Linked DNA regions of Mus musculus: region 2 is linked to region 1. A link is a loop called in an ENCODE intact Hi-C map of the cell type or tissue named here. Cell type or tissue: left cerebral cortex. All regions are shown on one strand. Each heading gives the region's core, and the rest is flanking DNA. Links, peaks and the distances in the headings are about the cores only.

Region 1 (16,316 bases), core at 3,330-11,329:
CCTGAATTGAAACAGAACATGCTTAAAGGGCTTGGAGAATCCAGTGTAGCTAAGGAGGAAGGAAGAAGAAAGGCATAAAGTGAAAGTGGACATGTGGAAATTGGTACAGCAGAAAGAGATTCTGAGAGGGCCAGTCAACATTGCAAACTACAGATTTACACTATATTATTTATTTATAGTTATATATGTTTATTATATATTATATATATATTTACAGTATATTACTAATACACTAACATTGGGAAGATAAAATAGACATGTTTAAAAGTCTGCTTGCTTGGTAGAGAGGGGACAAGAATGAATGTAGGGTAGTAAGGCATGCAAAGTGAGAGAAAATGATTGACAGAATGAGGACATGGTTCACTGTGATTAGAACTTAGCTATGCAACTATAGATGCTAATAAATACCAGAGGGGAAATGACCTGTGTTCATGAGAAATTTAATGGTTTATGAGAAAGCCAAGAAACATCACTTTAGCTTATGAACCACCGGTGACTCAGCCAAGAGCATCAGGGCACATATTAAGTTTTTATATCTTAGTTCAAAATGTGGAGGCACTTTAACAGTTGGAACCATATCAAGTAAGATAGGTGGACTCAGAAATGAAGGTATTTGGGTCTATTCCCAGCAGAGGATAGATGGCTGGAGAGACGTAATCGAAGATATTTTTAATATTTACATTTTGAGTTATTTTCCAAAAATGTTTCTGGCATAGAATTTCATTAGTAAAGCAGGAACTCTTATAGTCAGTGTCTTAGAGGACTTCATATGCTTTCTTAAAGGCAAGCTTCAGTCATGAGAAGGCAAGGGTTAAAAGAAAACAGTAACCTGGGAATGGAAAGGGGAATAGTCATGTGGGTCAGATTATATACTATGCAAATTAAAAACAGGAAGAGAAGAGAAAGAGGAGAAGGAGGGGGGAGAAGGAGAAGGAGGAAGGGGAGAAGGTGGGGTAGGAGATATGACCTGGAACATCCTATAGATAGTTCTAGGTGAGAGAGTTTCATAGAGATCCTTTGTTACTTTAAGATGGGAAGGACTGCTATGTATATTGTAGTATAGTCAATATGAATATCATTCCCAGATTCTCCTAACAGTCTCCTCCCACTCCAAATACTATGGCAACCAAAAGTGGCCCTTAGGTATACAAAACCCCTTTTGTTGAGAAGCATTTTTCTAGACCTTGGTAATTTTGGTACCATAATGAGGAACATGAACAAATAAAGGACCCTAAAAGGATGGTCTCTTTTATTTAACTCCTTTTAACAGGTAGCCAAGTAACCAATAATCTTTGATAATAACTTATTTCCAAGAGGTTTGATTTTAAATCAAATAGGAGATACCTTTTGCTACAACCCGTCTGCTGTCTGAACCAAAATGTTTCCTGTGTGGAAATTAAGTCAAGTTGAAGAACAAGTTGAATCAGTAGGTCACCAAAACTGTGTGTGAATAAACTTTTATGCAAATATATTGGCATTTTTCCACTGAAAGAAAGAAACATCAAGAAGATCAAAAGGCTGCCATTGCTAAGACAAGCATTCAAATTTGTCTTTATTTTCCACAGGTCAAAAAAGAGTTTAAATGAATTTTTCCATGATGCAAGTAAGTGTTTGTTTTACTTGTAAATCACCAGATTACTGAGTCCCCCCACCTCTTAAAAAGAATGATTTCACCGTATCTGGAAGGTTCTCTCATTGTGATATTGTCTTTCTTAGTTTCTTTTTCTGTAACTGTGACAAAATACTCTGACAAAAGCAACTTCATAGAGAAAGATCTGATTTCAGCTCACAGTACCTCATGGTAGAGATGTCAAGGTAGCAGGATCTTAAAGCCCCTGATCACATTGTATTCACAATCAGGAAGTAAAAAAAAATAATAGTGAATGGATGCTTGCTAGTGCTCAGCTTGCTTTCTCCATTCTGCATAGCCCAGGACCTCAGCTGTGTGAATGGTCACCACTGGAGTGAGCAGGTCGGCCCACCTCAGTTAATGGAATTAAGCTAGTCTCTCATAGGCGTACCCAGAGGACCTTCTCCCAGATGATTCTAGATTTTTGTCAAGCTGACTATTTACACTAATCACCACAATACCTATCTTTATTTCACTTTAATGCTGAGTTGAAGGCATAATGTTTCACATACAAGTGATGTTATATTTCAAGGCTTATTATCTATCAGCTTGCATTGCTCTTAGACTAAGGATCATAATCTTCAACTAATTGCATATCTGAATGGCTAGGTTGCTAGGGAAGACTCCTTCATCTCATCTTAAACCACGGATCTCTGAAACATGTGCTTTGGCCATACTGATCTTCCTTCAGTTCTTTGCGTATTCACACACAGATCTTTGCACTTGATCCATCCTGTGCTTGGGAAGCCTTCCCACGGCTTCTTCCATTTGGTTAGCTCATCCCCAGATTCCCGATCCTGGCTCGTGTAAGAGTTCCTCAGAGACTTCTCTATGCAGTGTTACCAGATAAACAAAGAAGCAAACATCTTGTTGTCAAATGGTCTCAAAACATTCTGTATCTTTCCTTCATCGCCTTAATGATGTTTATATCTTCATGTGGGTGCTTATTGGATCCACATCTGACTTCTCTACATATCTCCCATTTTTACTGAGCAGAAACTGCATCTATTATCTTACCACTGAATTCCTGGCACTCAGCACAATAGGCTCTATGAATATTTGTTAAAATAATCAAACAAAGTTTTTGATACAAAAGCACAACTTACACCTCAAAGGAAATAAGATAGCGTATATTTTAGAGCCAAATATGACTATTGCTCAGGAACACAGATTTAGGCCACCCCAAACTCCGTATTCTAATGTGAATATAATTTTGTGAAAATTTTATGGTAACAGAATAAAGATAGCTGTAAATCAAGACACTTTTTAAATACATTGGCAAATACATTAGGTATGTAGGCAATAGAAAGGAAGGAAAAACTGCTATAGAAAACTCTGCTGTAGGCATTAAGTGCTATCTGACAGCATTCTGAGTCCATTGATTGGTGAAACATAGGGATCTGTTATTACATTCTAAAGGCTTTCTATTGTTAGTTACAAAGTGTTAAGTCTAACACAAGAGTAGGTGCAGAATAATGGTCTAGGGGGTTAAATTCGGTCCCTGATTGGCAGCATTCCAACCTCTTCATGGCCTGAAGTTCTAATCGGTTGATCAGCCTTTGAAGACACAGCTTCTCTCTAGGAATTCATGTATTTGTACTTTTCATTGCTGTGACCAAATACTCGAGAAAAGCAATTCAAAGAAGAAAGGACTTAACTTTGTTTCATGGTTTTAGAGCAGTGGTTCTAAGCTTGTGGATTGCTACCCCTTTGAGTGTGGAATGACCCTTTCACAGGGGTCACCAAAGGCCATCAGAAAACATAGACATTTACATTGTAATTCATAATAGCAGCAAAATTACAGCTGTGAAGTAGCAACAAAAATAATTTAATGTTTGGGGATCACTCCAACAAGAGAATCTGTGTTAAAGGGTCACAGCATTAGGAAGATTGAGAACCACTGACTTAGAAGGTTCAATCTATGATTATTTGGTTTCATGTATCTGGATTAGTTGTGAGGCAGAATATTCATGGACTGTATAAAAGAAGAGGCTGTCCACCTCATGGCTGGGAAGGAAGATGGTGTGGCAGGGGGATGGCAGAAAACTAGGAACTATGTATATAGTCTTCAAAGGCACACTCCATGAGACCTACTTCCTCTAGCTAGGCACAATTTCCTCAAGTTCCTATGATCTCCCCAAAGAGAATCACTTTGATGGACACCAAGTGCTTAGTATATGAATCTGCACTGAACTGTTCATATTAAAACCATGCAAGTTGGAGAATCAATTAGTCATTATAGTCACTGGAAATCTGATTAGATGGTCTCTAACATATCATGATTTTGACTTATGCCCTTTAGACTTTATAATGGCACAAAAGTGACACATGCAGAAATCATACTCAAATTTTAGATTTTGATCTTTTACTGGGTTAATGAAATGCTGAGCATTGGTAGTGAGCTTCGACCTCTAGACAGCCATGCTACCGTGAGCGCAAACAGCTGACCTATTATAGTATGCTGTTTGGTCTCACAAGACTCCAGCTTTACCAGGATGTGATCTCATTGCAAGGTATCTAGCATTCAAGGTCAGCTAAGCAGAACCTCCTGACTCTATACCGGCTTGTGTATAGTCCATTGAGACATGGCCACATCTATTTGTTGACTAGATTTGGTGGTTAATTATCGTCTTTAAAGGCACCATGGCATTCTTGAGACAAAGATTATGTTGCCTGGAAAGTCTAAACTGCTCACTCCCTGGTCCTTCACAGAAGATACTTGTCACTGCTGGTCTAAATCGTCTACTTGTTGCTTAGCTCATTAGCCAGTTGCCATGCAACCTAATCCCAGGAAAAAAATACAATGCAATAAAGTGAATCTGTATATTCCCATTGCTGAAGTGTTTATTATAGGAATCCTCAGTGAACACTGGCTGTGTGTCAGCTATTCAGCTAAGCATGCTGCCTACATCCTCTTGTGAAACAACAGTAGGTCCTCGTCATAGTTGGAAAGGAAAGCGTTTAATGTGGTTTCCCAGAACTATGATACTGATGTGGAAAAATGTGAGCTAGTATCAGCTTCCCTCTCAGTTGCGACCAAGAAGCTGGGAAGACTGGAGTAACTTATATTTGGAGGTCTACAGATGCTATATTCCTTTAGACAGTCCAGAAAGCTAAAGAGAATGAGCTAGACATAGTAATATAGGGCAAGAGGGGCACTTGTGGGAATACTGGGAACTATGAAAAACCCACTGTGTCTCATTTATTTGGCTGGGTTTGCACATGACAACATATACCGGGGTCTTTTTGAAAAAGACTGGTAAAATGGATCAGAAAGAATCAAGTGAGGAAACTGACTGGACAAGTAGTGGAGAGGGCACAAAAGGTGTCCATATGGTGCTTGTGAGCCTCAAAGTGCTTGAAGAATCTAAAAACAGATGTGGCCATGGAGGGATGGAAGGCAAGGAATTTGGGAAGTCAATTTGAGAAGAACTTGAACATGAATATCAGATGGTTGAGTCCATATGACACAGGTTCAAGAACCCTTAACAAGGAATCTGAACAACAAAGGTTGGCATCAAGGCAAAGAACTAGAAACAACACTATGGGGTTCAGGAATGAGAACGCAACCTGGGGGAGCCTTGGTGTTTGATAGACACCCTCCCAGAGCTAGAACAGCTTCTCGGAACAGAAGTACCTAATTATGGCCATAGAAACATGTTTACCTATGGGATTGCCTAAAAGAGAAAAGGAAGACAGTCCTAGGCTTTGGTAAGAAAACTGAACCTCTAGATCCCAATATTCTCAGTAGAAATCAACTTTGTCTTAACCTTTCTAGATGTTCTTTTTTCTTTTTTTCTTCTCATACTTCATGTTTCCAACACACACCTCCATTGCTCAAGTGTGGTTTATTGATATCATTGCCAGCTCCTTCAGCAACCAAATGCTCCCCAACCACTTGCCATCACAGCCACAACATCATGTATCCTGCTGTGTCACGCTACTTCCCTGTTCTTGCTCACCTACTTGGCTTCACCACATAACCCACTGTCATCACTGTCTGACAGAACCCAGCGCAAATGTCAGACCTTCTCGGCAGTACTATCAGACTTGTCACCTTTCAGTAAGAACCAGCTGCATCCTCTTCGTGCTCACAGCATTTCTTATATAGACCTATCATAAAGGTTTTATGGCTCTCCATCACTCCCAGATGATGATTTAAAAAAAAAAACCCTCCTTGTGTTTATAAGTTCCTATTTAGGACTTGTCTCACCTTGTCAGTCCTGCATCCAGATGCCTTCCTGACCTCTACAGATCTTGCTAGAATACTTATTCCTGTCTATATGCTGAGTTAAGTCTTAGGTTCCCCCTCCCTCCATATCTCAGCTGGGGAAGCTTTTCCCAGATTCTGTGCTGAGATCAAATCCCACAGGATAAGTTCTCATAGTTCTCTGAGACCCAGCTTGATAGCCCATACTTGACAATTCTACAGTTGCTTGTGTGGTTATTTGTTTGACTGTCGTCTCTAAATCGTGTGTTTTCTAGGAGCTGAGGAAATGCTCCTGTTGTTGCTGGCTCATATGTCCATCTGTTCAGCCCGATACTGAGCTCAGGATAGGTACTGAGCACACAGTAGCCAAACCAATGAGTCAATATTAGATTTGTTTGGGGTTGCCTCTTCTCTCTTTCCATCCAGAGAGCTCCTGGGAGGCAGGGTTAACTCTTTCTATGCGGTAGCTGTTCAGTGTGTTTTGATGGCATCGTATTCCATTCAGTGACAGAATGATCTCGAGTTTGACCAGGAATTGGACCCTAAGAGCTTCTTTAGCTAAAAGGCAGCAAGATAATAATGCCTTCATGAGAAAAGTGTGTTTCTATGGATATTTCTTTATTGTGCAATATTTTTTCTGGTCATCTGATGACCTCTATAGGGCTCTCCTTAACATCATGCTTCTCTCTGACACTGCTCATCTGTGGGCATCCTTAGTGAGTGACATTTTCTTCTTCTTGTGGTCTTAACTTCCAGGCTTTCTCTCCTGTTGCCTTTATAACAGTCACGCTTCTGCGCCTCCTACTCCTCTACCCTTAGGCTTCAACTGCCTACAGGACCATTATTTGATTTCTCGCTCCACCGACCTAACTCTGCTCTCACCCTCCCACCTGGATTTCTTTCCAGAAATAAAATGACAGTAGAAATAGGTAAGCTCCCCCAATCCCAGTAAAGGGGGGTGTTGCTTCTCTACTTAAAGCAGAAGAGTTTAAGTCAGCTGTAGGAGGAATACAGTTTTTAGAAACAGGGAGGTGGGAAATTTGCAGTTCTTTTATTTTAAAGTAGCATAAAAATGATAGATGCAGCTAAACATCCTGATGGTTGATCTGTGAACTACTGCAGGCAGTTCTACCTCTGACTGAATGATGAATGACAGAGTGAGCGTAGGTCCCTAGGTATTTGGAACTTCGTTCTGCAGGAGGTTCCAGATTCCACTTGTCTTCAACAGGAATTGTACTGATAGATCTTACTTGATCCGGCCCTGTGCTATTGCTTAGCTCTGAGTTTGGAGCAGTTATTAGCTAAAGGAACGGCATCCCTACAGGTAAGGTTTTCTTATAAGATTTTGTTTGGGGAAATAAAGAGATTCCTCCAGTCTTTTAAAAGCAACTCCACAATGCTTAGGATATGATATAATAGACAGAGGTTAAAAAATACTCCACATTATTGTGTAAGATACATTTTCTTTACTTTAGGATTATACTCAAGAAAATACCCATTTAAAACTGAGCACCTAGACAATGCTTTCAGTACATGGACCACTGTCTTTCTGCCTCCTGTTCCTTCCTTCTTTAGGCCATCTCTCCCCACAAGCTTTCAGGGTCCAGGACTGTTCTGGTGGTTAGTCCTGAACCATGCCCCTAACATGTTTCAAATAGCTCAGCTGTCTTTTTGGACCAGGCAGTCAGTGCCAAGCATCCTACCCACCGTGACTCTTACATATTATTGTTACAATAAAACTTGCCTTTCTGACTCTTTTTTCTTCCATGTATTATTCTGCTTAGCGCACTGAGGTTCACAGAAGCACTAATGTGGTACAGACTAATAAAAGAGATGGTTTACCTCATTACTTCAGGTCCAGAGCACCAGTCTTTGTATAGCATAGATGTTGTCTCATTCTGAAAATGATTGGAAGAATACGTAGATTGACATGCGTTGCCTATGTTTAGCCAAATTGGCACTCAAAGAAAGCCACCCACAAGATGGTAAAGAGCCCGTGATGAAGGGACTTTTTATATATGTTCATGGTTCATGATGTCTTTTTTGTAGGATGCATGGGTAGATATCTGCATTTTTGTGAGTGGCAGAGCTCTCTTCTCTCACTGAAATACTCTGTGGACTTTAAACCTCAGGATTTTAGTCAAGACACTATGCATGTCTCATTAGGAATATCAACGTGAATGAAGTTAAGCTATAGAATCATTGTCCTTTGTGTATCTTCCCTGTTTAATTTAGCAATTAAGACCCACTCTTTATTTGGGAGACTCTTCTATGTGGTGTGAGTATGTTGGAAAGGGGCGGCATTTATAACTGTTATTTTACCAAAGTCTGTCACTTTGCTGTGATTAAGGCCCACAAAATTAATTGTTGGACTGTAACTGAGGGCTGGAGAAAATACTAACAGCATTTTACGACCTACGCACAATTACTCTTCTTATTCTGCTAGATGTACCTGGACTCCTTGGGCCTGGGGGCTGCAGGGGGTCATCTTCTCATCACTCAGGATAAGACTGTTTCCTGAAAGAGCATTAGAACAACAACTTGGGAAAAGCATGAGTGAGAGAATAACCTATAAACCAAGTCTGTATAGTTCTGAGTCACCTTGTGGACCACCTCAGCACATGAGCTACTTCTGCATGTTATTTGCTGTGTGCCTGTCATTTAAGAGCAAAGATTTGCCTATCATAGTAATTAACAGTCTTTGGAAGGCCCTAGTACATAAGGCAGGTCATTAGCACCTTTGCAAGTTTATACTATGAGCTTACAAATTATTGAGTGATGGGACATTTGCTAAAGAAATATTAAATATTACCCACTTTGAATTCTCTACCATTTTCTTCAAAGAAAAGGATAAGTTTGAGAGTTAAAAGCAGAGAAAAAAACCATAGATATAAAATTTAGACCACTAAGGGTAAGATAATTATATATTACACACACACACACACACACACACACACACACACATATATATAATTATATAATTATATATTGTGGAGTTGTGAGTGTTAAAATAGTGGTCCAATCCTCACTTTAATACATAAAAAGACCATAAACAGAGAAAGCTCAGAGCACATGAGTACACCTCCCAAATACTTTCTTTTTTATGGCACAGTGCTAAATATAGCTAATAGTTAGCCCTATACAAAGACCCAGGAGCCAGAGGCAGATTGGCTCTGTCCTAGTATCCCCATCTATTGCCTCATATAGTCTCAAAACAGTGACTAAGACTGATGCATAAAACAGAGAGTGGGAACTTCGGCAAAGAACCAAGGCTTGTAACTAAGTCAGAATTTAGATTTACAAATCGTGACTGGCCAAGATTTCTGGAACTGGTTCCAAGTTAATGGAGCTTTCCCAGAATTGATTCCATTAAAATTTTACTAGAGTTTTAAGGAGTTATGCTAGCTTGGAAACCACACATCTAGAAAGAGACCTGTGACAACTCTCTTGAGAAGTCCATGGCCACACAGGGGTATGCATGTGTGTCCTTTTCTTACACTTTTTTTTTAATGTCCCTCTTAAAGCCTTTACTTAAATCTACACTAGAAGTTAAACAATTAAACTCCAACTTTGCTTCACATTGACTAGTTCAGAAGTTTTTTTTTTTTTTTCCTGTGGCATAAGTCAGGAATTTCACCTAGGCGGACACCCATGGAAGGAGCCCTTTAGGATGCAACAGGCTACAGCATAAGGCTTCCCATATTGCCACTCGGTCTTCCTCAGTGACTCCTCTGGGTATACTCTGAAGCATTCCTGGTGTTCCCTTGTCTGTTGTGTAGCATAGCTGCCCAGCTCTCCTTTGTTGGTTTGTATGTTTCCTTTGATTCTTTGTCTCACTGTTTCCTGGCCAGAGAACAATTTAGTGTTTAGTGAGTACCACTAGTTACAAAGATAAGACTTCTCTATGACATTCCTCATACCCTCTTTCTGGGTCAGAGGGGAACATCATGGCTGTCCAGGGGAACATCACTGTATAAGGACTGTTAGGAAGGGCTCTGGAATGATTCAACCCCTGAGGAAATTCTCAGGCCTGAGTTGTGTAAAAATGTGAGGCGAGCAAGCCATGAAAAGTGAACCAGTAAGCAGTAGTCATTCCTCCATTGTCTCTGGTTCAGTTCTTGACTTTAGGTTCCTGCCCTGAGCTCCTACCTGCCCTGGCTTCCCTCAGTGATGAACTGTGACTGGAGCATGTAAAGCAAACAAACCTTTTACTTCCCAAGTTATATTTTGTCATAGTGTTTATAGACAGCAACGTCTTCTTTAGGGAGAAACTTCACGGCTTCTCAGGCAAAGGATACTTTTGAAAAGACATGTATTGGATAAACATGCATGCTGGGAAATCAAGATGAGAATATAGCGAACAACTCTTGTTTTTGTCATTCATAGATGTCTTCATCTCTTGTTTTCTCCTAGCAACAGTCCCATCCTTCTCTTGACAGAACGGCCTTTTCTCATTCCATGGGGTGCTAGTGCAACTACTGGCCACAGCACACTCTAGGCAATCATTCCAGGAACAGTGATTGACAGACCAGTTTCAGTCCTTCTCTGGGGTATCACATGAACTCTTAGAGAAATAAACTTGCCCTTCTGCTGGGGTTTTAGGACTGGAATAGTCTATGAGTAAGAATATGCTGGCTATTGCCCCACCAAACTAAGAGTAATGTTTACATAAGTTGGGAATGGGATTGACTTAGAAGGAGAAGTAGATGTAAGAAAAGATGGGGAAAAAAAGGTAAAGATGAGGAAATGGACAGATCTATATTTTAAAATTATACTTAGATTTTAATTAAACAACAACAATGACAACAACAAAAACAACAACAACTCTACCCCTGGTTGCTAGTAACAGAAGCTGACATATTCCTATGTCTATGAAGCTACTTTGAGCAATGTTTCTGTTCATTGAAACTGAGATAGGAGCTTGATCAGTAGATTCAGCCAAGTTACATATGAAGCCTGAAAATTCCCTAAGTTTTTTTTTTTTTTTTTTTTTTTTTGTGTGTGTGTGTGTGTGTGTGTGTGTGGTTTTAATGCTACTTTCATCATGCCAAGAACACTAAGGAAGCTTACCACTTATTACCTTAGGGATTGGCCAGTGTCTGCCCCCTCCTGCTCCTTATTGGGGTTACAAGCATATGTCACCACTTCCAGCTTTTAATATAGGTTTTAGGGCTCTGAACTCAGGTCTTCATGCTTGCTCAGCAAGTATTTAACCCAGCAGGCCATCCCAGATCCCAAATAACCATGTAAGGGTTCTCACCTATAAACAGGTTCCCACGGCTTCTATTCTGAGAGTAGATCTTGACCGTATCTCCTGAACATTCTGTTTGTTCAGGTTTCAGGGTGGCAGTCTGTTCTACAACTGTACCTAATGGTGGGTCCAGGGAAAGTTTGATTTTTTTTTCATTTGTCTGATGTTTTCTGGTCATAAAAACAGCACTGATTATTTCCAATCCTTATCCACAGCTGAGGCAGGAAATCACAAGTGAATTTTGGTTGCCTGTTTCTCCATTCCTTGATATCTACCTTGGTCATCATGCAGCAGGCAAGACAGGCTCTGGCCACATTCTTTACACTTTTGCCAAGAACTTATTGAGGCCCTGGGAACCATATACTTGGCCAAAGAAATCAAGTATTTCTTCTCAGCTCAACATCCTGCCTCACTGACCATAACCCGGGGCACTATCCATCTCTCAGATTCCTTTCAGCACTTGTCAAGTTCAATCACTTATTAATGAGTCAAAACATCTTTTAATGTAGCTCCAATTCTGGTCTGATCATAATTTACCCACAAATCACTTCTCTCAGTCCCCTTTCATCACAGTCTCCAATTGATAAATTTCTCTGTCATTTGTGTTATTGTATGTTTTGGGACTTAACGAACCAGCTCATCTCAGAGAGGGAGAAAATAATTGGAATATTTTATCTTTATGATTGCTGTGTAGGGATATATTTGTGATCTGAGTTTATTTTGAGGAAGCTTCATGGATGAAGATACCTGTGGCCATCCCACTCAAGGGATTTCATTCACACTTTAGATTATGCAAGTAACTCGGAGCATAATACATTTAGAAACCTTAGAGGATGTGAAGTTTTGGAGTAAGAGGCAATAAGTCCATTGGTGGCATACATCTTTAATTTCAGGCACTTGGAGGTAGGGGCTGGTGGATCTCTGTGAGTTTCAGCAGAGGTTGCTCTACAGATTGAGTTCCAGATGAGCAGGGTGGCATAGTGAAGTCCTGTGTAAAAACAGGAGGGTGGGTGTGTGAAATCAAGTGACAGTTTCTGCAGATGAGTGTTCAATCATTGTAGTCTTGTCCCTTAACTACTGCAGCTGAAGTTAAATTCTTAACAATGGTTGTGATTTGAGTATATTCCTACCAGTAGATAAAAAAAAAACAAAAAACAAAAAAAAAAAAAACAAAAAAAAACCTCGTGGTTTCTGGACATGTTTCTAAATCTTTTTAGGTCATGTGGTTTGGTGGCTTGCGTATTTTATGACTTCTCTGAACACCGGAAGAATCTAAAATGAAGTTGAAACAGATCATCATTCAAGTTACTGTGACCATATTTCATATGAATATGTTTTGCATGCAAAAGGAAAATAGAATATGTCTTTTACAGGTTTCTGTTCTACATCAGTCAGTGGGAGAGTTGAACTATCTTTGTGGTGATATTAATTTGACTTACAATTAGCTTACAAAGTGTATGCTTGCTTTGGTGTTGTGAGCAGTTATAAGTTAAGATATGAAGGCTGTCTGCTATCTCTACTTCAGTCTCAAGCCACAACATGACTCAGACTAGATTTTGTTCTCTCTGAATTCTGCTAAAGAAGCATATGAGTTACAAATGTGACTAAGTAAGGAATTGTGTTTTCTTGGTAAAGCTCTATAATGTTACCAGTACCTAGTCACTGTGTTTTCTACCTAACCTGCTGAAGATCTGCTTTTGGATTAGACCTGGGACTATAAGTTGGGTTCAAGGATGAATGGGGATGAAGGTTTGGATTCACTTAAGAACATCTTTATTGTTTTATATTTATTTATTTTTATTTTATGTGTATGAATGTTTCCCCTGAATGTATAAATATGAACATGTGTGTCCAGTATCTAGAAGCCAGAAACAGTATCAAATTCCTTGGAACTGAAGTTATAGACAGTTGTGAGCCACCACATAGGTTCTGAAAACCAAATCTGGGTCCTCTGCAAGAGCAGTAAGTGCTTTTAACTACACTTGAGAACCTCTCCCTCCCTCCCTCCCTCCCCCCCCTCCCTCCCTCCCTCCCTCTCTCTCTCTCTCTCTCTTTCTCTCTCTCTGTCTCTCTCTCTTCTCTTCTCTTTGTCTCTCTCTTTGTCTCTCTCTGTCTCTCTCTTTCTCTGTCTCTCTCTTTCTCTGTCTCTCTCTCTCTCTCGTGTGTTTTTACTGATTTTGTTGTTGTTGTTGTTGTTGTTGTTAGGGACTGGGGTAAATTACTCTTAGCAGGATCTAGACTGGAACAGCTAGAAATTCCCCATGTGAATTGTCTCTGGGCTGGTCCAGGTGTAGCCCATTATAAACATACATAACATATAAGCCCATGCTTTAAAGGAGAGCCAAATTTAGTATCTCACAAATACCTTCTTTTCACTCAAGCATCCAACCTCATGTCCAGGGCTTGAGAACATGTGTAAGTTCTCATAACTGCTGCTGGTGGCAACTCCTCTGCAAATACTACACTAAGAGAGAACGTTCTCCAATGAGCTTAACTCTGTACACAGGTGGACCCATTCTTCCTTGGGCAGGGAACATGATGATTGCTTAATCAGATTCCATTTAAGTCAGCCTTGTGCTGAGGATGCTTTGGTAACCTTCAGACAGCATGCTCATAACACTTTTTGGCTTGAAGTTTCTCTAACGTCACATAGAAAGCGCATGTCCAGGTCTGGCATTCTTGAATGTTTAACTAGAGATGCAATGGCTGCTTGGGGCCATTCTTAACCACTGCAGACAGGTAAATGCTTTTCTTCTTGATGTCCTAGACAGAGGGTCGGAGTCGTGTTTGTAAGGACCTCAGAAGTTGTTTATGGAGCTACATCCTGTTGCCTCAGCCACCACAATAGCTCCTGCATGTGTTCACTTTGTGCCACCCCCTTTCCATCTTCCCTCCCCTGGACTCTGGCTCCCCAGTGTTGTATTCAGAAACAAACCATCTGTAAGGAGGCCTCTGTCTTAGACTCTGCTTTCAGATTTTCGAGTCTCCTAGTAAGAGGGCTTTGCCACATCTGCACCGTCTGTTTTCTGGAGAATGATGATGTCATTGAATTTTTCTTCCATAGAACATTTAGAAAAATATGAAAGAAATCTTATATGAAATCTGGGTGTGGTGGTATGCAATCAGATCTGTAATCCTAGCACATGGAAACTGAGGCAGGAGCATTGTGTGATCCTAGCATATAGAAGTTGAGGAAGGAGCTTAGAATACATAGCAAGTTTCATAAGGCCATGATCCAGAGGTATAGCTCAAATGTGGTTCACTTACTTGGCCAGCATGTGCAAGGCCCTGGACATAATCCTTAGCAATGAAGAAGAAAAAATGGCATACAAGAGGCAGATGTGAGGAAATAACCTTGACAACGACTAACTAAGGGGTGTGATGGCTGTATCAGTATCCTGAGGGAAAACAGATGGCACTCTCAAAATTGGGACAGTTTGAGAATGGCTTAGAGACAAAGGGATTCATATCAAAGTAGGCAGGAAAAGAGAAACTGTGACTGTAGCAAGAACTCAGGATTAGTAGTTGACAGCTTAGGCAAGGGATGCCGGGATGCTCTGTTATACTTGTGTATACACACACACACACACACACACACACACACACACACACACATATATATATATGAGACAGTGCTGTGGATCTCAGTCTTCTTTGGTCGCTGCTTCTCTGTGGGTACTACTAAGGATGATTAAGGAGAAATTATCAGGCCATGAAGGCAGTGGTGAACAGACAGAGTAGGAAGGCATCTATAGGGCCTCATGGAAGGGTCAGGCTCAGTAGTGTCCTCTTTCTCTGCTTCAGTGAGCATGTTCTGAGCATCGACTGTGGTTCAAGGTGGCATCTCTAGACTGGAAGCCAAAATGTTCAACTGTAATTATTACTCCCTTTCAACCCAACCCCTTTCTTCTTCTTTTAATTTTTAAAAAATATACTTCTTCCTCCCCTTAACTCCTTCTATATACACATCCCCAACTTCATGCCCCTTTTTTAAAAAATTAAAATACAGCTATATCATTTTCCCCTTCCCTTTTCTCCATCCTTTCCCTCCCATTTGTCTTCCCATCATGCTTCCTTTTGAAATCATGGCCTTTGTTCTTTAAAATTGGCATTTCACACACACACACACACAAGTCTAAAATATAATCTGTTCAGCTCACTTGGTGTTACTTGCTTAGTTTTATTTGTATGTATCTGGTTTGCTGCCCATTTGCTTTTGGATGACCAATGAGGCGGCTCATCCCTGGGAAGGGTCGTTTCTCTACCCATCCCTATGCCTTAGTTGCCTGTTGTTCTTTGTTTAAGGGCAAGGCTCTTTAAGATTAGCATTTCTTCTTCCATGTTAGCATGTCTGTTGGTGTTGTACTTCTTCAGGTCTTGTTTAGGCAGACATATTGATAGGGTACCATGGTTGAAGTTTCCCTGTCATATCTAGGAGACACAATCTCACAGAAGCTTTCCTGACTCTCACAGTCCTATTGCTCCCTCGTCTCTGTCATGTTCCCTGAGACTCTGGTGTGGGGTTCTTGTTGTGGATGTACTCATTGGGCCTGGGCACCCCATGATTACTTGTTTTCTGCATTTGACTGGTTATAATTTTTTGTAATGGTCTCCTGTTGCAAAGAAGTTTCTATGATGAGGAGGTGGGAGCTAAATTTGTCTGAGGGACTTAGAATCTAGTGAGGAACTATGTTGGTTTATTAAAATGGTGAAAAGTTGTTCTCTAAGATCCATGACCTCACTAACCCCAGAAAGTTTGTTAGGTTTCTAGTACTAGATATAATTTTCTTTGTGTTGACTCTGCCTTCAGTCCAATTAGGAAGCTGTTGGTTACCACAAAGACATGTTTCACTATTGCACTCTTAGGACTATCATGACATGTTGGTTACCATTGAGGTTCATAGGCATTGCAGCTGTGACACGTCTCCATTTCTCCATCCGTTTCCCATGAGTTCACAGGCTGTATCCTTGTGTTAATTCTGTGCCTTTGACTGTAAAATGTCTCGTGGCATCGGGGGAGCAGAGGACAAGTGTATAAATGAGGTAAATGGAAGCTGCTTCTCTTCTGGATCTCTTCTAAAGCAAATAAACATAGCGCGTCCAAGTCTTCAGAATCCCGCAGGTCCTAATCCATCTCAGTTCCTCACTTTGTTGCCTTTGGGTTTTGCCTGTGGATCACACAGCATAGCAAGTCTCTAACATTTGTCAATGAGATAGCGAGGGCT
Region 2 (16,316 bases), core at 3,745-11,744, 110 kb after region 1:
AGAAGTTCTGCATCCCCCAACAGCATAGAAACATCAGAAAAGATTGGGCTATATAAAACAAACAAAGAATCAAGCAACAACAACAACAACACAAAACCTGGGCCTGTCTATGCAGACCTGGTTAGTCTGTAACTTGCTGTGTAAACCAGGCTGGCCTTGACCTTACTGAGGTGCTGGGATTAAAGGTATATGCCAAAATTCCCACTCCATTGCCTTTTTAGTGAGTGGGATGAATTAACCACTGTTCAAAATATTTCAATGCCTTACTACTTCATTCAACTAGCCCTTATATTCATTCAACTAGCCCTTATATTCATTCAACTAGCCCTTATATTCATTCAACTAGCCCTTATATTCATTCAACTAGCCCTTATATTGAACTCTCCTTAAAGAATGCAAGGCTATAATGCAGTTAGGACAAAGCTTCCTTTTCCCTTTCTACTCTTTCTTCTCCTTTTAAACTTTTAGTTAACATATTATTAAATGCTTCCTCCTCCTCCTTCCCCTCCTCTTCCTCCTCCTCCTCCTCCTCCTCCTCCTCCTCCCTGTTCTCTGATATTTATGATAGACCAGACAGCAACAAGATAAGCAGGGATAACCTCTAACACACCCAACAACACTACCATGCCCAGCGTCGCACATCTATCTGAATGGAAATGTCCATAGTAGACGAGCAGAGCAGTTCTCTCCCAGTTGGTAACATGTGACAGGCGTTGGGGTAGAAAGTACAACTAAGAATGTGCTGTCACTTAGGTGTGTGTGTGATCCAAGATGTAGTGGTCACAGCAACGTGGAACCTGTTGGAGTCTCAGGTATGGCTGCCTGTATTCTCCACCCTCAGCCTTCCAGTCTCTCTTCCCCATCTCGGTTTGTATGCAATGCACCTCCACGTGAAGAAGGTTATTCCAGTTTTTGCTAGTTCTAATTCAATAGAGCTACCCCTTAAAAAAAATAGGAGACATCTTCTTCCGTTACAGCTATGGACCACTGATTCTGGTTTTGTCCTCTAGAGCCGAAAGCACACATTCAGACCTTATAGCCTTTCATGTATTAACATCTAGCCATCTTTAGCTGATGGATTTATTCATTCATCCATTCAATTCACATTTTACGCTGAGTTATATTTAATGTTGAATACATATACATCTTCATGGAAAGGGCCTTTAGGACATTAGCGTCAATGTCTCTTTTCCAATCTAAAAATCCCTCACCTCTTCCCACTTGACATAAAATATAGAAGGCTTCACAGCCTGGTTCTCTTTCTCCATACTCTGCAATGTAACGCTGTTACTAATGGTAACTATTGAGGTTCTAATATGTGTTAGGCCCTGGGTTAGAATCGATAGTATTCTAAAGTATCCATAACCAATAAGATAGACATTGTCAGTCCTGTGTTATCTGTAAAGAACTGTGGCACAGAAAGACGACGTCACCTAATTTGGTCTGAATAACTAATACATGGAAAGCAAACATTCCAAGTCTTAGGGTGATCCTTTTGAGAGGCGGTTCCTGGATAGGAAGACAGCGCTCAGCTTCTTCATAGCAGAAAGGACTAGCCCCACAGGGCATCAGTGGGTCTGTGTGGTCACCATTCCTTCCAAAATTCCACTATGTTATGTATCACATAATAAAGCTGTTGTTAACTCATATGGGTTGCTTTCTGTCATAAAGTTTTTGAAAGGATTTTACAAGTCATGTACTTTTGAAAAAAAAATATGAGCAACTCATTTAATTTATGATTGGCAATGATTGCCTTGGCTCAGGCATCGTGCATAGTCAGGAATTCCTATAAAATGTGAATATCTAACATACAAATTATTTTCAAATGTAATGAAATTTTATGAACGCTGAACACCACAAATAATGTAGCTGACATCTTGTTACATTTTGTAGATGTTTAATTAAACATTTATTAATTTCAGTTTATCAGTTTTATATTTTGTAAACAGTAAATCTTTTGAAGCCTTAAAACATTTTTATTGACTTTTGGAAAGAACACAGGCCATAAATACTGCATTGTTAATGACTAAATAACTCTGGGTATTTCATATTCTCTGCCTGTGACTGAAAAAACATGATGGCTATATATAGCTTGAAGTGACAGTAGCTTTTTAAAAAAGGCATCTTGTTGCTTTTTCTTTACTAACATTCTGTGGCTCTGGTTGCACCAACTACCCATTTTCTACACACTGGAAACCAGATAAAAAAGGTTGAACAAAAGCCATATGTCCTTTCAGCATCTCTGGACTACCTGCTGCTGCTGATCTTGGAGGGCACCTCAACTGTGCTGGGGTGCTTCTCCTTGGGCATAATTGAAGAAGATGCCTTATTCTGAAAAAAGATGAAGTCCCATCAGTGTTGGTCTCATGAGTGGCTAGCTAGTTTCATGAGAGGCCACAGTAGACAGAAAAGTGTACCCAGATAGTGTTGGCAATTCTGTTTGGATCCTGCCAAATGGGGAAGCAGCCAGATGAATTGGTATTCTTCCTCCATTCTGTATCTCTTCCAGAGAAGTCTTCAAACTAACTAGGTTGGGTCTACCTTACTTCTTAGCAACCTAGGTACAGGGCAGGCATAGGGAGGTACCACATCGTGTTGTTTGTATCTTTCATTACCTGCTATTTATTTAGAGAACTTGAATTTTTGTCTCCTGATTTTCTTGCTAGAGAGCTCAGTTAAGGGACAGCCAAGCACCAAGTTGCCATCTATGGATTTTTTTTGCACTGAGTGGCTCTTTTTGACAGCACTTTAAATTATGTCCCAACCACCAACGTCTACCTCCACTTTCCCATTGGTTTTCGTCCATGGCTCATCCTTGGCTTTACTTGTTAGAAGAGAGATCTAGAAAATGTTGAGTCTTCTATTGACTAAATGTCAAAGGCCACTAAGCTAGATTTCTCTTCTCTTGCTTACATACAATTAGATTTTTAAGCCCAATTGCAATTTTATTTATCCCAGTTAAACCTGATAGTTGTAGTCAGCTCATTATTTCTCTTGACTGTCAAGACCATTTAGAATTCTGACAGAGTCATTTTCCATATTCCTTTTATCTTTGAACCATCTTCAAATTTGATGAGCCTTTTAATTTTTCCTTTATTCACAGATGTTTTTACAGGCCATGGTGAACAAAGAAGCCAAAGGCAACTTGTGGGTTCCTTCTCAGCTCTAACTCCAGTCAATTAGTCATATTTGTTTATTTTCTTTCTAATTCCATTGTTCATTGTTTTCAGACAGAAAACTACATTCTGTTGTAAGTGTGAACCATCATTAAATACTTAGGGACAAATGACAGTGCTAAATACTAAATGTACCTTCTTCAGACATGAGATAGTGCAGAATTTTCACTGGCTAGGTGTCCTCTGCCCAGAGAGACGAGACGCAACTGAAGATGCCCCATGAAACTAGACAAACTATGGAAGAATCACTTTCTCCCCTTGAAAACTGAGTTTATAAAGAAGGTGTGAATTTAGAAACGAAAATAGCCTCCTTCTTAAGCACCTACTGGTGTCGATGAAAATTTCTTGCCAATTCACAAAGTCCTATCGCGGTTGCAAATTACTCTGTCACAATAATTGTTTCCTGTTAACTTTAAGGCAAGAGCGAGAGGTTTATTGATGGCAAGAAGAGCATCTGGCATTTCTGGTTTAGTATATGGAATTTCAGTAAATGTCAAACACACATTTCTTAGAAGGAAAGGGAGAAAAAAAATCAACGGGAAAAGGAACCTAAAGGAGAGCAGAAGAACAGAGGAACAATAACACCAGCGTGTTCTCAGAAGTGAGCCTGAGTTATCTCGGAGTGGTTTACAAGCAAGCATTCATCGTGGCATAAGGCAAATACCACTTCCAAGCAATCGGTGCAACCGCCACAGGGAGAGGTGAGACAGCACAAAACAGAAAACTGAAGCTAAACTAAGAGTAAAAGCCAGAGTCAATCACCTGGCTAATTTAGTAGCTGCTTTGGTGCAATTCACTGAGAGCAAAACAAGCCCGAACAGACTTTGCTACAAGAGCGAATCACAGGCTATCTTTGTGAAAAAGCCAGACTGTCACTAACAGGTGGATCGACCCCCTAAGAAAGCCATTGACCATGTTCCCTGGATTGGGAGGGAGCAGGTTCACTGGATTCTGTTATTTAAAAAGCTCAAAACTCTAAAGACAAGTCCCCCACCCCCTTTGACCCTTATTTTGATGGCTTCGCACTTATAAAATATTGCTAACCAATTCTAATTCTTGATAAAAGTAGGCATCTGAAACTTCATAGGCACACACATTTAATACAAACATACATGAGGAGAACATTTAGGTAATACTCATGCTTTGAAAGTATGTGCTTCCTGGACTGAGGTCTGGTCCATAGCGAAATAGTGCTGGAGAGGCTCAATAGGACTTGGGGGAGGTGGAAAGGTCAGACATCTGGTCTCAGCAGCTGCCTGGTAGCTTCCTGGCAATGGTCTCATGGGTGGCAACAGCCGCAGATTCCACCATAGGGAACTGAAGAGAAGGAAAACAGGAAAAATTACACTGTTTGCAACTCAAATAAATCCCTGAGGATTTATGACTTAATCTTTGTGCAGTATCACTGAAAGACACACAATCCAGTTAACTGAAAGTAATTTAAAAAGCAATTTTAGTCTTGACTTGCTCTCGCAAGGAACATTAAAGGAGATCCAATTCATAATCTACAGCCATACATGGAAAAAATCCCCTTTCTTCTCCGTTGCAGTTCCTTTATGCACACAGTATCAGGAGCTTCTCTTTCCCTGCACCCCACCCCCACACTCAACCCCTCAGCCCCTCAACTCTTGGGAACAACACCTGCACAGGCTCTGTCTTCCTTCCCTGGGGCCACCTAGACACATCTGTGTGTGACATTCTGAGGATGTTGGAGACCCCACAGCTCCCCACTGGAGGAAGCTCAGAGATCCCACTAGTGAATCGCTCATTGACTCCCCTACTTTTGAGTTCTTTTTGCGACATTTCCAGATAAAATATAGAGCATCTACTTAAACTTGACTTTCGCATACATCTTTCAGCATAAATACATCCCACATATTATTGCACATATATATATACGTTTTATTTGAGACAGGGTCTTACTGTATAACCCAGGCCAGCCTTGAGTTTGCAATCCTCCTGCCTCAGCTGCCTGAAATATAGATTTCAGTGTGTAACAGTATAACAGGCTGGGAAGGACCCAGGGAACTCACCAGATGAGACAGGAGCACTGGGTGTGGAACTTTGGCTAGGACTAGAGGTTGGATATGGTACAAGGAAGCTAGGATCGGGTGAGCGCATCAGAGTAGACACCCTCAAAATACATGTGAATGATATTAGGTGCCTGTAAAATTTCTTGAGATTGTAAATTTTGTCTAGTGTAAATGCATCCACACACAGGCATGCAAATGAAGTTTCCTTTGAAAGAGTCACCTTGGATGGTGATGTATGTATTTTGATGCTGCTGGTCCAGGTACACTGGGGTCCTCAGGAGTCACTTTCAGCACCCATTTTGGAGCCCATGAAGGAGTCACTCCTGTTTTATGATCTCCTTCGTTTGGTCCTTAGACTCTATTACTCAGACGAATCTCCCGCTTGGCCCACCCTGCTTGGTGCTAAATGACTTTTGGCTGGCTCCAAAGGTCATCTCTGCTCCCCAAGGAGGAAGATTCACAACCACCAGGAATACGGTGACATCTCAATTAACAAATCCCTGGGAGCAAAGCTCTTCTATAATAAAGTACTCATATTAAAAGTGAGATTAACTCCTTATAAATCATAGAAAGCTGAACAGCTTGCATGCACTAACTGGACAGAGATGCCTTCTCAAATGCTTCTGTTTGTCCTTGTCTGGTTCAAAGCAAAGCCCTGGTCCTACACCAAATGATACCTTCGCACTCCCCTCAAAGGCAATCTTCTCCTTCCACCCTCTCTTCAACCTACCTCATTTAAGCTCTAATAACCTTTCCACTCTTTAAAACTGCGAGTAGTTTGCACTCTCTGATTCATGACCTGATTATATTTCTAGGAACACATTTATTTATTCATTTATTCAAAAATATTTAGAGAAAGTTGCAGTCAATGTATTGCTTTAGCCAGCACTTTGAATTATGGTTGGAGTTAAAATATTTCTCCATTGATATAGGAATGCCAAAAATTATTAAGTACACGCCATATTTGTATTTTAGCCAACGAGAAGGTATGAGAAATTACTCTCCTCCTAAGTGATTAGTGATTTGTGAGAGAGCAGAGAGAGGGTAAAGTGTCAACTTTTGTGCTTCCATGGCTTCAGTATTCTAGAGGGAAAAGGACGGGACCATGTTGAGTTTTCTGGAAGCTTATTTTCTCATAGCAACTGAGAGTTACCTGGGGGAGTCTTTGCAGTTGTGGTCTCTGCAGATTCCAGCTCCTATTCAGTAGCATCAAAGAGAGTAAATATCCCAGCATGGGAGAGGGGGAAAGGAACACAACATTAAGTGTATTTTAGTGGATGTGCCTTCCATTAGTCAAATGGACAGAGGAACATCTGTCTCAAGTCCAGTCAAGTTCCCCTCCCAATCTATAACACTGGCAATACTGCAACCAATCATATGATCCTTTAGTCTCAGCACAATGTGCTTAGATTTATAATTTTTCTTATTACTTAATCAATTTTTGATAATTTAAAAAGATTTGGTTTACAACTGCCTGTGATTTCCCCCCAAAAAAGGGACACTTCTAGCTAGTACATTTCTGAGAACAGCCAGCATTTAGTGAGTCTGGAAAGTGACTTGTGGGGGCTAAGCAGATGAATAAACATAGCTTATTTTTCCATATTTAGGGAGAAGTGGAGGTGTTCCTGCCTCTTCATATCTCTCTTTAGGCATAAAGGCAAGGATTAGCAAATAATGACACATTTTCATGCTGGAGGTAACAAAGGCAGACAGCTTGGCTGTCTGCAGTGAGGGCGGTAGGTTCTTAGCCTCTTTGTATGCAATTGAAGAGGTAGATTTTTACAGTGATTTTCTTTCAGACCTAAGTCCTTCCTACGCATCTCCTCTATTCTCAGTTGTACACTCACATTTAAGGGTGCGGAAAGTGACTTCAAAATTGGACTTTCAGAGATGGTACAGAATTGGCTTGGAGCTCCTAAAAAATACCCCTATGATTTTAATACTATATGTTTCTGTATTAATAATTGCTCATAGTAAAAATTCATTGAGTAGTGGAAGTGATCCAGACTGAAACTAGAACATGGAACAAATGGTCATAAATGACTGTTTTCTGATGAGCAGAAACAAGAAAGCAAACACCCACAAGCAGAACAAACAATATCTTTCTTTTTCTAAATGACAAAGAAGAAATGATAGAGCCTGAACACTTTGGCTTATCCACCAGATTTCCTCACAGTGGTAATTTTTATTCAGTCTCAAATCATGTGTTAGTTAATGTCTCTTGAGACATGATCGTTCTGTGTCCTGTAAGTTCTAGCCTTCTCCTCTCTCTCTGTGGCACTGGGGATAGTGCATTAAACTCAAGGCCGACCACATGCTAGGTGAGCTTTCTGCTACAGAGCTAGCTCATCAGCTTCTCTAAGGCCCTCACTAGGTTTTCTGCTTTAGCCAAGAACTCACTGTGCTGCCTGGGCAAGACTTGAACTTGTGATCAGTTCACAACTCAATCTCCCCAGTTGCTAGGACTGTAGACTTGAGTCAATCATTCATTCTTGGTATATTTAAAGTATTTTGGGAGAGACACATGTGAGGAAAACACTTTAGATCTTTTTTTTTCTTGAGAATCTCTACAATCACTAAATTTTTGGCCTTAAAGAATTTGCACACAATGACAAACTATTTCTTTTGGGATTTTGTACTTAGTAAACAGGATATCCACAAAATGATTCTAGAAAATTTCAGCCTACATAAAACTTATCACTAAGAAGTTAGAATTTCTTGTTTTGAGTCTTTGAAAATGAGAGGAAACAATATGTATAACACACATGCCTGGGTTGAAATTTTCCTTTGGAGCTGTGATGAGGTTCTCTGGGTAGTGATGACCGGCATCAAGGTGACATCAAAAAAAGAGGTTTCATAGATTAACAACTGGCTAGAATTTTTCATAGATCTCTAAAGAAAAAAATGCATAACAGGGTTACAACATGGGATTTTATATGTTAACATGTTTGCTAAATGGGGGGGTGGGCAGTGAAGTAGAACCATAGTCAAGAGTAGAAGGAATTGTCCCGCAAAGTTGTCCTGATGAAAAAAGATCAGCGCAAGGAGCCCGGACAACAGCAGAAAATTTTGGAATAGTCCACGAGAAAAGTCTTCCCTGTAAAGACTATGGAAGAATAAATGGGGCAGATTATGTTTTCAGACCTAACGAGAGCACTTTGGATACAGAAAAGGAAGGCTGAGAGAAGACTGTAGGAAAAAATGGAGTTACAATGCTGGAATTAGCAGAGCTACACATGTTCTATCCAGCTGTGCATGGTTAACTATCCCAATAGGAAGGTGCTTTTTCATGTTGGCTCATAGCCTGTCTCCTAATCGTGTCCAGAACAGGTGTCATGTAGCTGACCAGGAGAGGCTAGAAGGTGAAGAGGATATAGCTCTGGTTCTGTGGTCTCCTGGGAGGGAGTTAGAAATCTACTGCAGGTGGATTTGGGAAATGGTCACATTGCGTGCTATCATACCATGAATGTCTGGATGGAAGGAAGGTTGACTTCTGGTCATGGCATTGATGCTCATTCACTACATAACTGTCCAACTTGCTTAAATCCTTTAGAGCCTTGGTCTCCTTGATAAAACTGGAAATATTTTCTAAACTGTAACCACAGCGATCTCCTGCACTGAGTAGGTATGTCTGGATGGCTGATGGGTAGAGTGAGTCCCCACTGACTTTCATAGAGACCAGCTTTGACCTATCTCCACTGACTTTCATGGAGACCAGCTTTGACCTGTCTCTACTGACTTTCATGGAGACCAGCTTTGACCTATCTCCACTGACCTTTTCATGGACACATGCTAATCAGCTTTGATCCATTTTATGATCTAGATACAACTTCCTGTTGTAATATTTGCTGTAACATGAAATCATTCCATTGTAATATTTAAAAACTACTACTGAGCAGAATCCCTAAAACATTTTCCTGCTGTAAATTTTTACTGTCACAGACATTAATTTTTGCAGTGCCAAGGTGTTACCCAGGACTTTGTACATGTTAGGCATCTTTATTACAGAGCAGAGTACCATGAGATTCTATCTATCTATCTATCTATCTATCTGTCTATCTATCATTCATTCATTAAGTTTACAACCTGATTGTAGACCCTCCCATCTCCTTCCAGTCCCACCCTCACACCCTCCTTTTCTCATTCCCCTTCCCTTAGGGGAGCCTCCCCCAGGTACCAACCTGCTCTGGCATATGGACAAGGTCTCATTATGTAGCCTTCACCTAGTGATCTTTCTGTCTCCAGCTCCTGAATCATTCCCTCCACAACCGAAGCTCTCGATACCAGTATGTTGCTGTCTTATTTTTGGAGACAGTCTTGTGTCAGGCTGTCCTTGGATTCACTGTGTGGTCTAGGTTGTCTTTGAATTCTTGATCCTCCTGCTTCTGCCTCCCAAGGGCTATGATTACAGTTATAAGCCACAACACTCATCCCTGACTGAACTTTGTACCAAAACTCTGGTATGTGGTGAAGAATTAGGAATCATTCGCTGCCAAAGAAATGACATGTAACTACCAAACACTCTAGTGGCACACACCAATCCACTTTGTTGCTCATGTTGCTGAAGGTGGCAATTGAGGCTGGAGCTGAGGGGAGTGGGGTACTCAGGTCTGAGATGGATACCAGCTGAGGATGCAGTCATATGAACCCAGCTGCAGATGTGCTGCCTTTGGCTGGGCCAATCAGCTTCTCCTGAATCTCTCACATTCATCCAGCTAGCTTGCCTGGTTATGTAATCGCAGTGATGACAGAGGCTAGAGGGAGCAACAGAGCACAAAAGCCTTGCCAAATCTCTATACTTGTGGAGGTTGTTATTGCTCCACTGGGCAAATTAAGTTGTACGACCTTGCCCAATGTCAGCGTGGGAAGGCTCACTTCTCAAGGATGTGCGTTCCAGAGAGGCCATTCACACATGGATTCTTACCATGAAGATATCCTAAGTCTTATTTCTATAAAAACGACCCAGCAGATTGGGCTATGGCTTAGTTTGGTCAGTGCTAAGCAATCCCAAAATTCAGCCACAACCTGGTTTATTAATATTTAAAAACTATGCCAGGAGGTCTCTAAGCAGCAGAATTGTGTGAGTATAAAAGATGACCTAAAACTATTCTTCTAAGCCTTTCAAGGTTTTTCACACTTAGGAGATGAAGCTGCAGCTTTCAAGCATTTAATATTGCAGAATGAAAGCATTCGTGCAGAGTCCAGAGAGAGTGGGAAAACTTTCAGTCGTGCAACAGTGTAGAACCCTTTCTGAGTGTGGGTGCCAGGTGAGAGTGTGTGAGATGTACGGAAACCCATGTGTAAAAGTGAAACATGCAGACACCAACCCCACAGAGCTGAACCATATTTTACTGAAATAAGGAGGTGGTAAACTGAGACAATGGAGGGCATTACCTATCTGAGTGGTAGCTTTGGTTGTGAGTACCTTTGCCTTTCAGAGGACTGTAGAAGCATAAATTAAAATTTTTGCCTGCCTGCCTGCCTGCCTGCCTTCCCTCCCTCCCTCCCTCCCTCCCTCCCTTTCTTTTCTTTTGTAAAGCACTGGGTACCACACATAGGGTCATGTCCATTTTAAGCAGGCACTCTTCCAGTGAACCATGTCTCCATCTCAACAGCAAACCTGTTTGTTGGAGTTAGGAAACACAGCAGACATTTTAGTTCTCAGTGAATCATTCCTCACCTCAGAAGTGAGAGCTAGGACCTTTCTGCTCAGTGGAGCCTTCAAGCTCCTGAAATATGACTCAGTCTACGTAGTGTGCCATTGGGTAACACTGCATGCTCTTCCACAAGATTTAATAAGAAAAAAAACCCTAAACAAATGGTTTGCCTTGATGCTCTCCTTCAATTTAAGTGTTTCACCTAAATAACTTACCAGGTTAATTTGGGCTCACTGTCCACAAGAGGTTAAAAGGCAATATTGCAGAGTGGAGAGAGTGCGTGTACATTGGATACTGCATACATGGAAGCAGTAATTTCTCTAGATAGGTGTCTGTCAGGATCTCTCCCCACGAAATGTCATTTGGGGTGTCACATTCAATTTCTGCGATGTCAGTTAGCAGTCTGTAAAACATTCCTTGGATAACCCCTCTCAATAAAAGAAGCATGTCCCAGCCACTGGGACGAGTGTGACCTTGTCATAGACATACACCAAGGCAGCCATTCAACAATAGCATCCATTTCTGCTTCTATTTAGAGTCTCTGAGTGACAACTATGGTCAGATGAAGGTGGAAAGGGAACAAAAACATGAACACAGTGATTTCCAATACATTTTTTTCCCTTGTCTTGAGGCGAAAAATTACACCATTATGTCATTTTCGTGATGTGCTCATCAACAGGAGTGAAAACCTCATTTGTCATCTTTTGGTGTGATAGAAAATCGGAGTTTAGGGAATTCAGTGGGGCTGTCAGCATCCTCCGCTGTCAAGAAAAGGAGCTGAAAGCAAGAGCATGGGGGGCAGATGAGAGCTGCTGGGCTGACACCCAACCCGACGATAGCTGTCCACGGCGTGGTGGTCCATTTCTTAGCACCCCAATCCAATTTGCAGTGGCTGCTAATCAGGCTCTTGGGAAGGCGGGGTATAAATATGCCACTTACATCTGAAAATACAATAATGAAAACTGATATTTGTAATTGTACCTGTATGGCCTTACAGACTCAAAACGAAATGGATTTCCAACCTAATATGGTTAAGTGAGTTCTTCAACATGTGAGGCCCATTATGGCAGAAGAGTGGCATCACTCCTCACACCCCGACATGATGGGGACATCTCTGTCACTGCACATGAGTAAATTATTTTTGTTCACGTCTGAAATTGCCTTTCCTTAGTTCTAGCCCCATCTTTCATGCTGGAAAGGTGTATACCCCATTCTTTCCATTCTCTGTAAGGCTATTGTGTCATCCCAAAGAGAAGGTTCCTGAGGTACTTCCAGCCAATCGCTTTCATAGCCACAAGCCAAGTATCTTCCCATGGGCAGCCTACACAAAGTTTTCTTTTACTGTGAAGGGCTCAAGGTCTCATCCTATCATTTAATTGTCAAGTGATGAAAACTTTGGCAACCCCTACCACTTATGATCCTACTAGCTCAGTGACAGGCCAAAATCCAGAAACACTGGTCTAGCATTAAAAGTCATTGTGTGCACTCGCTTGAGTATGGAGATGGGAGGAAGCGTTCTTGAAGACATGACAGCTTATTCCTCTCTCTCTCTCTCTCTCTCTCTCTCTCTCTCTCTCTCTCTCTCTCTCTCTTCTGTTAGCATCTCTATCTTTAGACTGTTACCCCTGCCCCCAACCCCCAGAATGGAAACTCCTTTGAACTCTTCCTCTGTCCCAGTCCACATAGACTCTCTAGACTTCTCTATTCTCCTATGGATTCAGTTGTGTATTTTTAGATTCACGTGGATTTATACATCTGTCTCCATACTGTGCAGCACAGAAGACCCCCAAGCTGCCCAGAGAAGAAAAGGACCCTTTTCTTGATTTTTGGATTGAGCAGAAAGAGAGGGGAAGAAAACACAAAAATATGAACATTGACTTCTTGATTTTCTTTCCATTTAACTTCTTGATTTTTTAATTGTTTCTTTCCTCCCCCATCATTTCCTCCCTCCCTCCCTCCCTCCCTCCCTCCCTCCCTCCCTCTCTCTCTTTCATTCTTTCTGTCTTTTTCTTTCTTCCCTTTGAAAGCATCTCTTGCATCCCAGTCTGACCCTACACATAACTGAGTATGATCTTGAATTTTCTACTCTCCTGCCTCTACTTTCCTAGTCTGTCATGCCTAATTTATGCTGTATTAGAGATCAAACCCAGGGCTTCGTGCTCCCTAGACGAGCACACTACTGACTGAGCTACATCACCACCCCTTGTAAGTTTCTTTTCCTGAAACCCCTTTTCCACTGTAGAGCCTCAGCTTCTTCATCTGGTACAGGGTAATGGCACTGAGTGAGGCTGGAGCGGGGAAAGCACCTACCCCAAGCATGAATCACATGCATAGCTGCTTCTTAGAGCTTCCCTCTGTCTCCTGCTCCTAGTGACATCTCAGAACTGTTCCTCTTTTATCATGGTAACTCTTCAGACTGTGAATGAAGGTGATTGGCTGCAGCACTTGCTTAGGATTATCTCTGATCTTGCCATTGTCTCTGACACATACTCTGTCTCTATTGCATGTCCTTACTTAACAATTTGAAGAAAGGAACAGTACTTTTCTTTTTCTGCTATTTAGTGTCGTGCCTTTCAAAATTTCTGAAATATATTCAGTGCTTAATAATTGTTGGAGCATGCTGCACCACTGGGTGATGACATGGAGTGGGAGGAAGCATCCTGAAGACTGTGGCAACTCACTTCCCATTCATCCCCCCACCTCCTGTAAGCATTTCTATCTTTAGGTTGCTTCCTAGACACGTTCATCATATTGAGGCAGGGGGTGTTTGTATCATGTTTAAGCTCCCAGAAATGATAGGATGTAGTTGATGAGGGAATGGCTTGAAGTGGTAGTGCTTCCTATTGGTTGAGATTCAGCATCATTCTTTTGGGGGGGGGGAAGCTTCATTTGAGTTTATTTTCTAGCAACTGTTAATACTTACATTAACAACTTACATTAGCAACTGTTAATACTTACATTTCTAGGTATGCCATCATGAAAACCCTGGCAGACCTTCTGGACAGCCTATGAAATATAAATTCTTCAAACATTAATTCCCTTTAAAGAGGTCTCTGCCAGGTCTCTTTTATGATGAAGTTCAACTTTGACAGTGTTTTTTGCCCCAACCGTTGCCCATCCTTATGTTGAAATCCTACAACTTCCAGGCAAGCAAAGAATTCCGATTCTTGAGTCTTGTTTGAAAAATCAGAGAATTTTTCTGAAGTTTGTGAAATGAATTCTGTTGGTGCTCAAATCTATCATAAGCTTGTTTTTCCTCTATATAAATGAGAAAGCACACAGACACTATTACTACTTCATTATGTCACCATTCCATACAGGTGTTTTCTCCCTTGTAACCTACAAGCATGAAGGACATTCGAGTTACTTGGAATTTACCCTGGACTCTTTACCTCCTAGCTTTTCAAGCAGTTATTTCTCATATTGTTACTGTTCTGTTGTCAGACAAACAAACAAGCAAAGTGTACGAGTCTTTAAAACACAGCAGTGTTACATTTGGGGGATTCAGCTGGAACCATGGGGGACATTTTGATCCCCTAGGGTTATATCTGCCTCTTGTGTTAGAAAGCACAACTTTGCCAGCAGACAGAGCGGAGAGAGGCATTGAGAGGGCAATGGGAGGCAACCTTGCCTTAGTAGTCCAAGCCCCAGAATGTGAAGGAGGAAAAGAGAACCCCTGGAAAGTCTAAAGCCAACTGGCAGATAACTTCTAGGGATATAAATGAGAATTTGTTCTCATGGCCCTCTCTTCCAGCTAACTCAGTCACCCCACTACAGAGAAGGAAAAAAAATGACGTTCAGACTCTGATTTCCATGTTAATCTCCTTTTATCTAGAAAAGTGATCCCATACAGAAAAACACTGCTTAATGGCACTTATGGATATTTTGTCTGTTTGTTTTAGTGATAAGTGTTTCAGATATAAATGAGGGGACATAGAAATGCCCTCTAACCATGGTATCTAGACTCACTCATCAACTGTGACATTCCTCTAGTTTTTGAGTACACATGTATATACTTGCATCTACTTAGCATTAGCTTTAACTTGATTAAAAGTTCCCCTTAATATAAACCAACAAGGAAACTTCTTGAAATCACATCACCACCCCTCCTTCTCCTTCTTCTTAACTTCACTAAAAGAAGTAATTTTCCAAATTGGTACAAAGTGAGCTATGAAGGCATGTTTTCAGAAGACTGGGTGATTTTAGAGTTTCTCAAAGACAGAATCTTTAAGTAGTACAAAACAAAACAAAACATAACAACAACAACAACAACAAAAAACCAAACAAAGCCAGAACAGGCGGCAGCAAAGGATAGAGAAAATGACTGAATGTCAGCTGTGTTGCAGAGGGAAATGGAAGTGGAAACAGAGTTATCCTATCACATTCAAGCCTTGTTCAAAAGAAAGTGGTCTCTGCTAAATGGCCAGGATGCCAGGAACCAATAATAAAGGAGCAGTGTGTCGACAGCACGGTGCTCTAGAAACTCTTCTCCCAGCTAGTCACAAGTGTTTGTGCATCAGGACATTGCACAGTGCATGTGGTGACTGAATTGTACAGACAGCTGTAACTGGCCATTGAGAAGCTCCATCAAAAATGTTGTGACACCTAGACTTGAAACTGTTCACACTCTACATTTGCACTCAGTGATCCTTCTGTCCTGGAGGACAGATGGACAGACTGTCTTGGACTTCGGGTTTGTTTTATCTCTATTATTTAAGCATTTCTTGGGGCTATTTTCAGGGGTAGCTCCCTTTCCTGATAAAGTTGAAGAAGAAAAGTGGAAGTAGATTGAAAGCCATCCCTTCAGGAAGGTTGGCAGATGTTTCCTTTAAGCCTGTAAGGAGTCTTGATAGGATGACCAACTTAAATGTATTTCTTTTCTGCTAACTCAGAAACAGAAGAGAGGAAATGAGTTGGTATTGTAAGTTCCCAGTCCTTCCGGGCTGGGCAAGAAGCTTGGTTCAAAATGCCCCAAATAGCTAGACTGGCTTGGAGTTCGAGATGCCCCTTTGCCCCCAGTAAGAGCCCTTCACTGCTCTGCTGTTGCGCTATCTCTCAATTGCTTTCTAAGTCATTGATCTAGAATAAGTTTCAAGCTAGTGAAGAGGGTCTGTGAATAAAGAGACTCCTACTAGATGATGTTTGACCTTTAAAAATAAAACAATCAGTACTGTTAGACTCTTAAATAAAATTATGCATATACCATTTTCAATAGTATGGAGCTGCAGATGGTGACTTCGAGGTCTCCTCCTTCATTCTCTGAAGTTGTCAGGCATTGTGCGAGAACTTTGTGACAGTTAAATCAATTTCCTCCGAGTCCCCAGACGTTGAGCTTGGACAGCTTCCTTGAGGAGCGCTCCTTAGACTAATAAGGGATCAGAAACTCCTCTGAGAGAGTCCTACAAAGGAGAAAAATGGAATTTCAGGTCAATGAAGAATTTTGTAGCAGA

The links. Hi-C counts contacts between places; a loop is a spot of excess contacts. Peaks named below come from ENCODE experiments on the same cell type or tissue, not always from the same donor. Only the 100,000 strongest peaks of a DNase experiment are listed, where the experiment ranks them.
Region 2: it touches region 1 in a loop (2.1-fold over the local background); 3 of 42 quality-filtered maps call a loop at or near these places.

Annotation. Positions count from the first base shown.
Region 1 is chr1:61,033,897-61,050,212 of GRCm38, forward strand. No RefSeq gene overlaps it. Among named protein-coding and RNA genes, the nearest start is that of Icos, 64 kb to the left of the region's middle. In left cerebral cortex, for the core only: no CTCF peak of the experiment used is centred there; DNase peaks (open chromatin) are centred at 4,525, 6,754 and 9,119.
Region 2 is chr1:61,147,520-61,163,835 of GRCm38, forward strand. No RefSeq gene overlaps it. Among named protein-coding and RNA genes, the nearest start is that of Icos, 180 kb to the left of the region's middle. In left cerebral cortex, for the core only: no CTCF peak of the experiment used is centred there; DNase peaks (open chromatin) are centred at 6,887 and 9,919.